2 separate regions of the Homo sapiens genome follow, and region 2 is linked to region 1. Evidence: chromatin contacts called from ENCODE Hi-C or POLR2A ChIA-PET data. All regions are on one chromosome and are shown on one strand. The core of a region is the stretch at or near the end of the contact, and the rest is flanking DNA. Distances in the headings are between cores, read along the strand shown. Region 1 overlaps KLF9 (KLF transcription factor 9). Region 2 overlaps TRPM3 (transient receptor potential cation channel subfamily M member 3).

The links. A loop is a pair of places that touch in the nucleus more often than their neighbours do. ChIA-PET counts read pairs that join two places held with the same protein, here RNA polymerase II (POLR2A). Pooled maps may share reads with other maps.
Region 2: a loop to region 1 is called in a map of endometrial microvascular endothelial cells, with 6 times the contacts of the local background. The contact joins two enhancer-like sites. A Hi-C loop is called at or near these places in 15 of 168 maps with a recorded cell type or tissue (CD4-positive, alpha-beta T cell, DLD1, Right ventricle myocardium inferior and 12 more), 1 of 37 single-sample maps with no recorded cell type and 11 of 50 pooled maps. POLR2A ChIA-PET finds 5 or more read pairs at or near these places in 3 of 52 experiments (MCF 10A and WTC11).

Annotation. Positions count from the first base shown.
Region 1 is chr9:70,396,125-70,400,837 of GRCh38, reverse strand. The region is part of intron 1 of KLF9 (KLF transcription factor 9); the gene reads left to right. It overlaps LOC124900273 (a long non-coding RNA gene), which reads left to right. Exons shown (of 2, transcript XR_007061576.1): 2 at 1-4,713. Among named protein-coding and RNA genes, the nearest start is that of KLF9-DT, 16 kb to the left of the region's middle. RefSeq lists a silencer at 2,374-2,423 and an enhancer at 2,374-2,676. Within about 2 kb of position 2,542, at least 6 of the 41 ENCODE cell types and tissues checked have a DNase peak (open chromatin) inside an H3K27ac peak, as active enhancers do.
Region 2 is chr9:70,586,568-70,591,969 of GRCh38, reverse strand. TRPM3 (transient receptor potential cation channel subfamily M member 3) reads left to right here. Exons shown (of 26, transcript NM_001366145.2): 22 at 765-939. Among named protein-coding and RNA genes, the nearest start is that of KLF9, 170 kb to the right of the region's middle. Within about 2 kb of position 2,294, at least 13 of the 41 ENCODE cell types and tissues checked have a DNase peak (open chromatin) inside an H3K27ac peak, as active enhancers do.

The sequences.
Region 1 (4,713 bases), core at 1,293-3,792:
TCCATCCCAAGAGTAGAAGGGTTAAAAGCTTGAAAAGCTGCTGGTGGCCCATGTGGCATGTATGAGTAGGATTTATGGCCACTGCAGCCATACTGTGGTGTGCATACAGTGTGCAGAGGTTGAGCCCAGAGGGAAAAACCTGGATGGAAACACTTGCTGGAGTGGCATCACTTTTCACCATGAGTCCTTATGAATGCCACAGCCTAGCAGGTAGAGTACGTGTTGACTAATCAGGCATCAGTCTCTCCATTTCTGCTGCTGGGGGACAATCTTTTTCTTGGCATTTCAGGGTCTCAGTTACTTCTGCATTAAATTGTATTCTCTTTTGGCTAAATGTTTGCAAAATCAGGGTTCTCTCTCTAATTCGGGGTCCCTTGCCTTTCCTTTCCCTGGGAGTGATCTTCTGTTTGGTGGGCATGGGGCTCATCTCTTGTTTCAGCCTCGTGGGAGAGCCATCCATGTTGCATGCTGTCCTTTGACCTTGTGGTGATGTCCACTGAGACGTCTGTCATGCACTTGCCTGTGTCCCCATCCTCACAGGCTGACATCAGTGGCTCTGGGTGTTAGATCCTTGCACTGTGACCCAGTCCTCCTGTGGATTTCTCCAACAGCACAGTTTTGGGCTCAGGAACACAGTCCTTTTCCCCACCCTGCACTTTAGAAGGGTGCGCACACTGAGACCCCTCTCAGCTGTAGCTCCCCAACTCCTCAGGTGTTATGGCCTGTGTGGGGCTTCCAAGAGGACCTTATTTGTATAAGGCACTTCCTCTAGGCATGTCTCGAAGGCTGTCTCTACAAGGAGAATAAAGACCTGGATATTTCTTAGAGACCTCTGTGTCTCTAATACAGTCCTACCAGCTCTTTCTCTTTTTCTGCCCCTCATGTCTTGGTTGGAAGATCTGGCAAATTGAGAGTTTTTTTAAGCTCAAGGACTTAGGTTTTCTAAATGCTACTTTGAAAATTAAAGCTCAGTGGCAACTTATTTATCCTAAACTATGTCTGATCCCCCTGAGGCAATGCATTTGGAAGGAAGGGCCTGGAAGGCAGAGAATTGGAAAAAAAGGCACTGTGAAAGGTCAGTCTCTGTGCTTTTAGTTTGAGTCCAGGCTCTTCTTTCACATCTAATCTCATTTTGTGCATAAAACTGAAGGAGCAATTTGAAACCTGGTTTTAATCTGGTCACACACTATTGTGCAGGGCGTCCTTGGGCACGTCATCTGCCCTCTGAGTTGGCTTCATCTAAAACATGACAGGTTTGAATTCCATGGTGATAAAAATCACCAAAATTGCAAAGATTCAAAGAATCTGTTCTTGGGATAGCTTTGCCATTAGGCATTTATATCTTGTTCAATATTTAATGCCTAGGTAGATATTTATTATCTATGTTTCCCACAAATAGCTGAACAAAGGCAGCATAGTCTGGGATGGCAGGAATTACCTAGTCTGGGCCAGGGTCTGGTCTTTGAAGGGCTAGCTATGTGGTTGTGGGGAGGTTGCATCATCTTTCTGGGCCTTTGGAGGATCCCTAAGATTTCATCCACCTCTAAATTCTGTTACTCTGACTTTTATGATCTTTTATCACACTACACCAAGAGGCAGATCTTCATTGTGTTAAAAATTTATGTTTAGGGTCCACATTTTGCCTCTGCACTATTTTTAGTTTTCAGGCAGGGCCATATAACTGAGACTTCAAGACAGCTCTTGGCCAGGTGCAGTGTCTCACGGCTGTAATCCCAGCACTTTGGGAGGCTGAGACAGGAGGATCACTTGAGCCCAGGAGTTTGAGACCAGCCTGGACTACATAGTAAGACCCCTGACTATACAAAAAATAAACAAAATTAGTTGGGTGTGGTGGCATGCACCTGTGGTCCAGCTACTTGGGAAGCTGAGGTGGGAGGATCACTTGAGCCTGGGAGGTTGAGGCTGCAGTGAGCCAAGATCACGTCACTGGGTGACAGAGCAAGACCTTGCCTCACAGAAAAAAAGAAAAAGAAAATGTATAGTTTTTGCTGAATCAAGAACCTAAAGAGGCAAGAATCTGTTGTCAGCTGGGCACAGTGGCTCATCCTTATAATCTCAGCACTTTGGGAGGCCAAGGCAGGAAGATCACCTGAGCTCAGGAGTTCAAGACCAGCCTGGCCAACATGGTGAAAACCTGTCTCTACTAAAAATACAAAAATTAGCTGGGCATGGTGGCAGGTGCCTGTTGTAATCCCAGCTACTTGGGAGACTGAGACACGAGAATTGCTTGAACCCGGGAGGCAGAGGTTGCAGTGAGCCGAGATCGTGCCACTGCACTCCAACCTGGGTGACAGAGCAAGACTCCATCTCAAAAAAAAAAAAAAAAATTCTGTTATCTGCTGTCTTTTGTTTGAGGTCTGCTGGAACTGCATGTGCTGTCTCACAGATAGCTGAGGTTGGGAATGTGTGCACGATATTTGGATATGCTTGCTTCTTAGACTCTGACATGCTTAAATGAGGAAGTGCTGCATACAGATGTCAGAGACACACACCCACTTCTCATTTCAGAACCTAAAGCATAGGACAAGTTGCTTTCTACAGATAAACACAGAGATCCGGAAGTAAAATCTCACACCTAAGCCCTACACTGTCTCTGTTGTATCAACAAATACAATATAAACGGAAGCCAAATCACAAGCAGGATTCAGTGAGAGGTCAGAAGCAAATGGTAGTAATATGATGGGATGGCATTCAGGCAGGATTATTCTTTCAAAGCCTATTTAACATTTTTATTCGTTCAGAACATCTACATGCAAAGCAATATTTCTGATAAACAGGAGACTTTTGAATGAATGATTTTTGAGTTCAGTGTTCATTGAAATGATGTATGCAGAAAAATGTGGACTTCTCTGTACCCAGGAATGGCCTGCACACCTCTTCCGTAATGTGTATTGGTGGTTCTGCACATGAGGGTAATGGAGAATGGGAAAAAAGCAACTGTTCATGTTTCGTACCTGCATGTTGACATTGCTTTTTGGTGAGGAGAGAAGCCAGATGGTGATGGACAAATGGGGTGCTTGAGGCCTAGGGTCAGGGCAGGTCTATGTGGATGCATTCCCCACCAGTCTGGTCCATGAATGCTTTCTTAGACTCAAATCTTTGCACTTCTTCATGATCTGACTCCTCTCACCTGCTTTCTAACAAGGACACTCCTTTGTTGGGCAACCCTACTGTTACTGTTTGTGCATTTCCACCTCTGAAGGAAGGTTCCTGTCTGTTCTTATAAGAGGGCCATGTCCCTTTCACATATGGAAAAAGTAGGAGAGGTGGAAATAGAGGAGTGAGAAGACAGATGTAGTATATTCAGGAAGTTTCTGACTTTCTCCGTTTTGTTTTTTTTTTTAGTCAGAGTCTCACTCTGTCACCCAGGCTGGAGTGCAGTGGTGCAATCTCAGCTCACTGCAACCTCCACCTCCAGGGTTCAAGCGATTCTCCTGCCTCAGCCTCCCGAGTAGCTGGGATTACAGGCATGTGCCACCATGCCTGGCTAATTTTTGTATTTTTAGTAGAGACAGGGTTTCACCATGTTGGCCAGGATGGTCTCAACCTCCTCACCTCAAGCGATCCACCCCCCTTGGCCTCCCAAAGTGCTGGATTACAGGTGTTTACAAGTGTGAGCCATCACACCGGGCCAGGAAGTTTCTGACTTTCTGACAATTAGTTTGAGAAGAAGACAAAATGACTCTTCTCTCTTTGGTCATGGATCACTTACTGAAGTGTCCCAGTAATTTCTCAATAGAAAGTAAATCACCTACTGCCCTCCACTTCCATGCCCATGGAATATATTCCTTTTAAAATTTTTAAGAGATGAGGTTTCACTATGTTGCCCATGCTGGTCTTGAACTCTGGGCCTCAAGCAGTCCTCCCTCCTCAGCCTTCCAAAGTGCTGGGATTACAGGCATAAACCACCATGTCTGGCCTGGAATATATTCTTGATCAAGCCATTTGTGGAATGGTTTAAACTCAGATGTATCGCTGTTTTCTGTAAGACTTTTAAAAAATATTAAAATAACTTTTTCTGACTTTTTCTCATAAAAGAAATTTATACTCACTGTTTAAAAAATCAGAAAACATAGGGAAAAATTACAAAAGGAAGTAGAAGTTATTCTTTATCTCCTCACTGGTAGATAGTAATTGTTCAAATTTTGTATATATTCTTTTTACTTAATATTTTTTTAATTTTAAATTGTAGTAGAGATGGGGTCTTACTGTGTTGCCCAAGCTGGTCTTGAACTCCTGACTTCAAATAGTCCTCCTGCCTCAGCCTCCCAAAGTGTTAGGATTACAGGCATGAACCACCTCAGCCAGCCCATATTTTGTGGGCAACAGGATTTTTTTCTCTCCATATATATTCACACACTTATGCAGCTGATCATACATTGTTCTTCTCAGTTAGCAGTGTATGGCTAACATCTTTCCATTTCATTATATAACAGTCTGGTACCTTTTTCACAGGTACATATTAGTCCCCTGTAAGGATATACTTTATGTATTAAACCAGCCCTTTATTTTTGAGCATTTAAGTTACCACCTTTTAGCTCTCATAAGCAATGCTGGTATCCCTTTTCATGTCTCTATCTAATTATTATCAAATTAATTGCCAAAAATAATCTGCAGGAGAATATTGCCAGATGGCCCTGGATTAATTATAAATCCCACCAGTGTGGTAGAGGGCCTGTTTCCTCATGCCTC
Region 2 (5,402 bases), core at 1,045-3,544, 190 kb before region 1:
TGAAAATCCATCATTTCTACAGCAGGTACAGGTCTGAGTCATTAGGGTGCATGATTCTAATGCCCAAGAAAACACCCTCCATAGCCAATGGGATACCCTGCAGGAGAAGTATACAAACAGCCATTTTCTCTGAGAGACTGGTTGGTGGTAGAATACTATGCAGTGGGGTGGGGCCACAAGAATAAGAATATAATGGATATTTGGTTTATCCTAGCTTCGTTTATAGGCAGTTTTTGTTGTTGTTGTTTTGTTTTGTTTTTGAGCTTTCCAATTTTTCATTAGCCTTTCAGAACTTAGAAAGGAGGTTTACAGCATTGCAGTCGCTCTTGGAATAGTTCAACTCTCCCAATTCCAGTTTCTCTAAGAAGAAAGAGACCCAAAGAGGACACTTGCCTCCCCCAGGAGCAGAGAAAAAGTTAGCACCTGATTCACACAGAGGCCTAAGCTTCCATTTATATGACTCCTATGCCTAGCCTATGTGGGACCTATGCTCGGTCCCACAGACAGCAATGAAAAACGAAGAGGCTTCATCTGTGTGTGCACTTTTTGAAATGTTTTTTGAGTCACTGATAGAATTCTGTGGACACTGGCTTCAACAGACCAAGCATCTTCTTATCTGGACACAACTCCCTGTCTAAACATCCCTTCCCAGCAGTCTAGAAAGTGGACCTCCTCCAAAGGTTCCCATCATTGTCAGCAATTATAAGAACACTCAATCATATGGGTTTTCTCTTGTTTCTCCCTCTGCTTCCCCACCCTTCCAGATGATAGACATGATGTACTTTGTCATCATTATGCTGGTGGTTCTGATGAGCTTTGGGGTCGCCAGGCAAGCCATCCTTTTTCCCAATGAGGAGCCATCATGGAAACTGGCCAAGAACATCTTCTACATGCCCTATTGGATGATTTATGGGGAAGTGTTTGCGGACCAGATAGACCGTAAGCAAGTTTATGATTCTCATACACCAAAGTCAGGTATTTAAATTCAATTCGGTTATGTCTTTTCCAAGTTCATTTGTTTGTTCTCAATAAATGGCTCAAGATAGAGGACTGATTCCTAGCTTGCTATCTTGGAGGAAACAAAAATTACAGAAGGTGAATACACAATTTTAGCAAAGTAGTTCTTGGGTATTTCTTTAGGTATGTCATGTTCTGTGACACGAATCGACATCTGGTATACCAAATTTGATCAAACAATGAACCACTTAGAAAGATCTAAATTACTTTATGATTCAAACTCCCAGGGCCATGTGTTGAATATTTCAGTATCAGGAATATTTTATGTCACTACCTCCCTACCTCTACCCCAGCCTTTAGAAAATAAATTTCTTGAGTTGGACTTCAGAACAAATAAACAATGCTCGATTTCACCATCAGAATTCAAGAGTAAGGGCAAACATCTGCATGGTATTTTTCTTGCACTGGAAACTATTCTCCAACTCCCTTTCCCACTGTCTTAAATTATGTGCTATTGAGACTCATAGGAAGCTGGTATTCATTGCCTGGAAGTATGGAAAATGCCTTAGGTCATAAACTGAGTTGCTTGCTATAAATGCCAAAAAGAAAATAGTATCTATATTATGAAACGATTCAGTGTGGGGAGTGAATGCCAGCAAGCCCCCAAGGTTTCATGCCCTAATAGATGCCGATTCTCTGTAATAAACACTCCTTTTGTATGGAGTTTGAAGATAGTTGTATCCTAGGAGTCTGTTCCAGGATTTTACTGGGACCAAATGTCAGGACACACCAGGCATTGGGAAATTTTTTGGGAAGAAAGCATCATTAAAGAAACATCTTTCAGTGTGGAGGAGTTGAATCCCAGGAGCAATGATTTCTCATTTCCCCTGAGGAGTTTAGTTCTGGAAATAACATCCCTCCAACATTGTTGAATTAACATTTTTCAGACATTTTTTTGCTGACAGGCCAGCCGTCTGAGCCCTGGACTGTGGACATGGATTAGGGTTGCATAACCAGGTAGTATAGCTTATTAAGAGCAGGAGCAGAGACTAGTTAGCATCCCCACTCCCACTGCCCATCCCCGGTAGGACTGAGACCAGGAAAATAGGGACAAGGCAGCAAAGAGTGTGAGTCCTCCAGGCCTGTGAAGAGGATGTGTACGTTGGCAACAGAACACACCGGTACGTCATTTATTCTTCCACGATGGATTTTGAACAAACACACTTTCCTTCTCAAAATGCGTTATCTAAGGCAATCAAGACTTTTTGGAACACCTAATTGGAACAAATACTTGTTTCATGAGACTTAGCCAACTCACTGAGGAAGAATTTTAACTCCATCTCCTGGTTGTAATATCTTTGGCTGACAATGTGCAGCCTTCACCAAGACAGCTTGCCAGGGACTGGGGAAAATCCTTTTGAGAGCCTGCTTTCAAACAGTCCCTAAAGGCAAAACAACACTTTTTAAAAACCCACCTATGACCATTTTCCTCAGAGATTAAATGTGCTATTTCCCCCCAAGAAATTGTTTTTCCACTTAGTTACATTATTTTGCCTTTTTTAGTTTTCCTTTCTGCTCCAAAATGAGATTAAGCCCCCAGGGAAGTTTTGACAATGCCACATTTTGGGATGGGAGAAGGAGGGAGGTGTAGGTGTGTTTTATAAATGGGATTCTGTCTGTCCCTCTACAAGTGGCCATTTATTGATGTTGTACTATGAACCCAGCCTAGTGCAACAAACACCACCATCTGGCTGAATAAGAGGATTTATTATTGTTATTTTAAAAGAAGGGCTGATTGTAGTTTAGAACTTGAAAACCCCCTGGAGACAGAGAAGATGTGTTCTGTGTGAGTGAAACATGAAAATAGATTTCCCACACTGTTAATTAGATCTGTGGAGCTCTACGTGTGTGAGAATAAATTTCGACTCCAAACCTCAATGTATAACTGACCCAGCCTTGGATAGATGCAGCCTTCGTGATGCCCTTCCCCAACCACTTACCTTCCTTTTCGATGTTCTGAAAGAGCTACAATGGTAGCCACTGTTCTAAGCTAAATCAGCCAGTTTTCTGTCTAGTGCTAGTGAGTATTTGTCCTTTCTCAAATGGATATAGAAGGCTGCCCCCAAAATCTGTCATGACATTTGGCCAAGGTCATTGAACATTCCTGTCCTCCAAATGATTTAATATTCATGTTATGGCCCTGGATGGGCCCAGTGGGGATTGGGTGACTGCCCTAGCTGGTCATTCAGAACTGCTCTGGAGTCCCAAGTACCAAGCTATTTGAGAAAGGTACAAATCTTTTATGCTGCCCTACGACGTCTTGCCTCTTTTCTGTGTCGTGCCCAGGTTGGTTTGTGAAGCATGTTTTCAGGCTGATCGGATCTCATATCCGCCTGGACCCACAGCCCTTCCCAGGGTCTCCAGTCCCATCCTGTGGGTGTACCCCGTGCGGGCCTTCTGAAATGCTGCTCATTCAAACACACCTTCGCAGAGTGACTCATTTCTAACGGAATGCGTGTGCTCCATAGCTAACTCTTTTTTTTTTTTTACTTCAGAATTGCTAAGCCCATTTCATGTTTGGGAAAATACTCTTTCTTAATTGGGTTGGACGTATATGGATGTACAATAGGGCCCTTGGGGTGGGTTTTTAACATCAATCATACACCTCAGAAGAGAGGGCGGCTTTGATGCCCTCACTTCTGGGAGGCAATGTTACCTTGCTACAGATCTTTGATATGCCTTCCACCTTTTCTTCTGTTATTTGTTCTAAACACAGAGATCAAAGATCGATAAGATCAATAAAGCCTAAGATACTGGAATGAAACTTCTAAGGTTACTTTCCAAATGTGCTTAAAACTAAACCCAAAGGAAAGAAAATGGAGTCGCTGTAAAGTCACAACATAATTTAGGTGCTTTTCACCTCTAAGCCATGTTGAACTAAACACAAATGATAGTTCAGCCTTAATCTAAGTTCTCTGTGGAGACTGAAATGTTTGTTTTGTTTGGAAGCAGAGGAGAGTGAGAGAATGTGATTGGAAGCAGAAGATAAGGAACCTGGGGAAGGGACAGTGACTGTCCGCTCTACCCGGAAACTTTGCCTACCACCTTGATTTAATTCGTGGGAATGCAACTTGCTGTTGTTGTGTGGTTGGTTCCTTTTTGGTTTGTCTGGTTTCTTTCAAATAGCCCAAAATTGTCTTCACGTGTTTGCTATATAGAATCCTAGCTCTCCAAGAACCAATCTAAGGGCTACCATGAAACAACTTAGGCCCTGGGTTGTTAAATGCATGGCTACCAAATGATGACACCCTTTTGGGTAGTCTCATCAGTGTGACCCATGTGGCATGGCCTCTGAGAGCTGGTCAGGATCCCACTGGAGCTTGAGGAGAAAAGCCACTTAGAAAAGAGGAGCAGCAGAATTCATTTCCACCCCAGCAGCATTTCATGCCAAGGCCGGAGCAAAGCTAAAATTAGATGGACTCTTGCCAGCTTAGAAATCTGGTTCTGCATTCTGGTGTGTGAGGTGCCTAGAAGTGCACCTTTGTTGGCAGGGAAAACGGGGTGTCTCTGGCTTTCTCCAGCCCCTGAATGAATGCGACTTTCATTTATTTACAGGGCATCCATGTGCTGCTGGCTGTATATTCAGATTCCCCAGGCTGTACCAGGGCAGGAGGAAAATGAATCATGCTCTTGAATGCATTAAGTAAGGGTCTAAATTTAGTCCTCCTTTCTGCTTCTCTGAGTATTTTTACAAGTTTAGATAGTAATGTGAAAGCAGAATGTCCAAAACTTACTTTCTACCATGACAACTTAATATTATCTAGCCCTTTCCATTCACTCCAAATTAGCTATCCAATCTACTTAATGCCTGGGTTACTTTTTTTTCTTACTGCCTAGGGCTTTTCCATCTAAAATTAATAGGTAGTCTGGGGTAGGAAGGTTTTTGTTTTGTTTTTGCTTTATTTATGTATGTATATATTTAGTACAAAGGTTTGCTATAAAAAAAAAAAATCCTTGCTCCTTTGTGTCCATGTTGTCTCTGTGATGTTGACTGAATTTAAAGTGTTGTTTTTGTCATGTGTGTGCATGTAAAGCCAAAACACATTCCTGAATTATTTTTCTGCCTCAAATTAATTGTTCCTCACTTCCCATGTGGAAATCAGAACATCTCAAGGAGCCAGTCTCTAAAATACGCCTGCTTATGGTGAAGTTTAGAGCAGCATGAACGAAGATGACTATTGTTATGCATTGCAATCATGAAACTCCAGTTCTCAAGACTCAGGGCTGTGCATCTGTTTAGTATTCTGAACTGACCTTCTCTAATGGATTCAGAGCACACTAATGCCTAACAGCTATAGCGTGGGGAGTGTTGCTTGACCAAAAAAGTATTTTGGAAAAGGAAAACTTGAGCCAGTGCCAACTTTTGGGAAAGGGTTTTGTTTTGT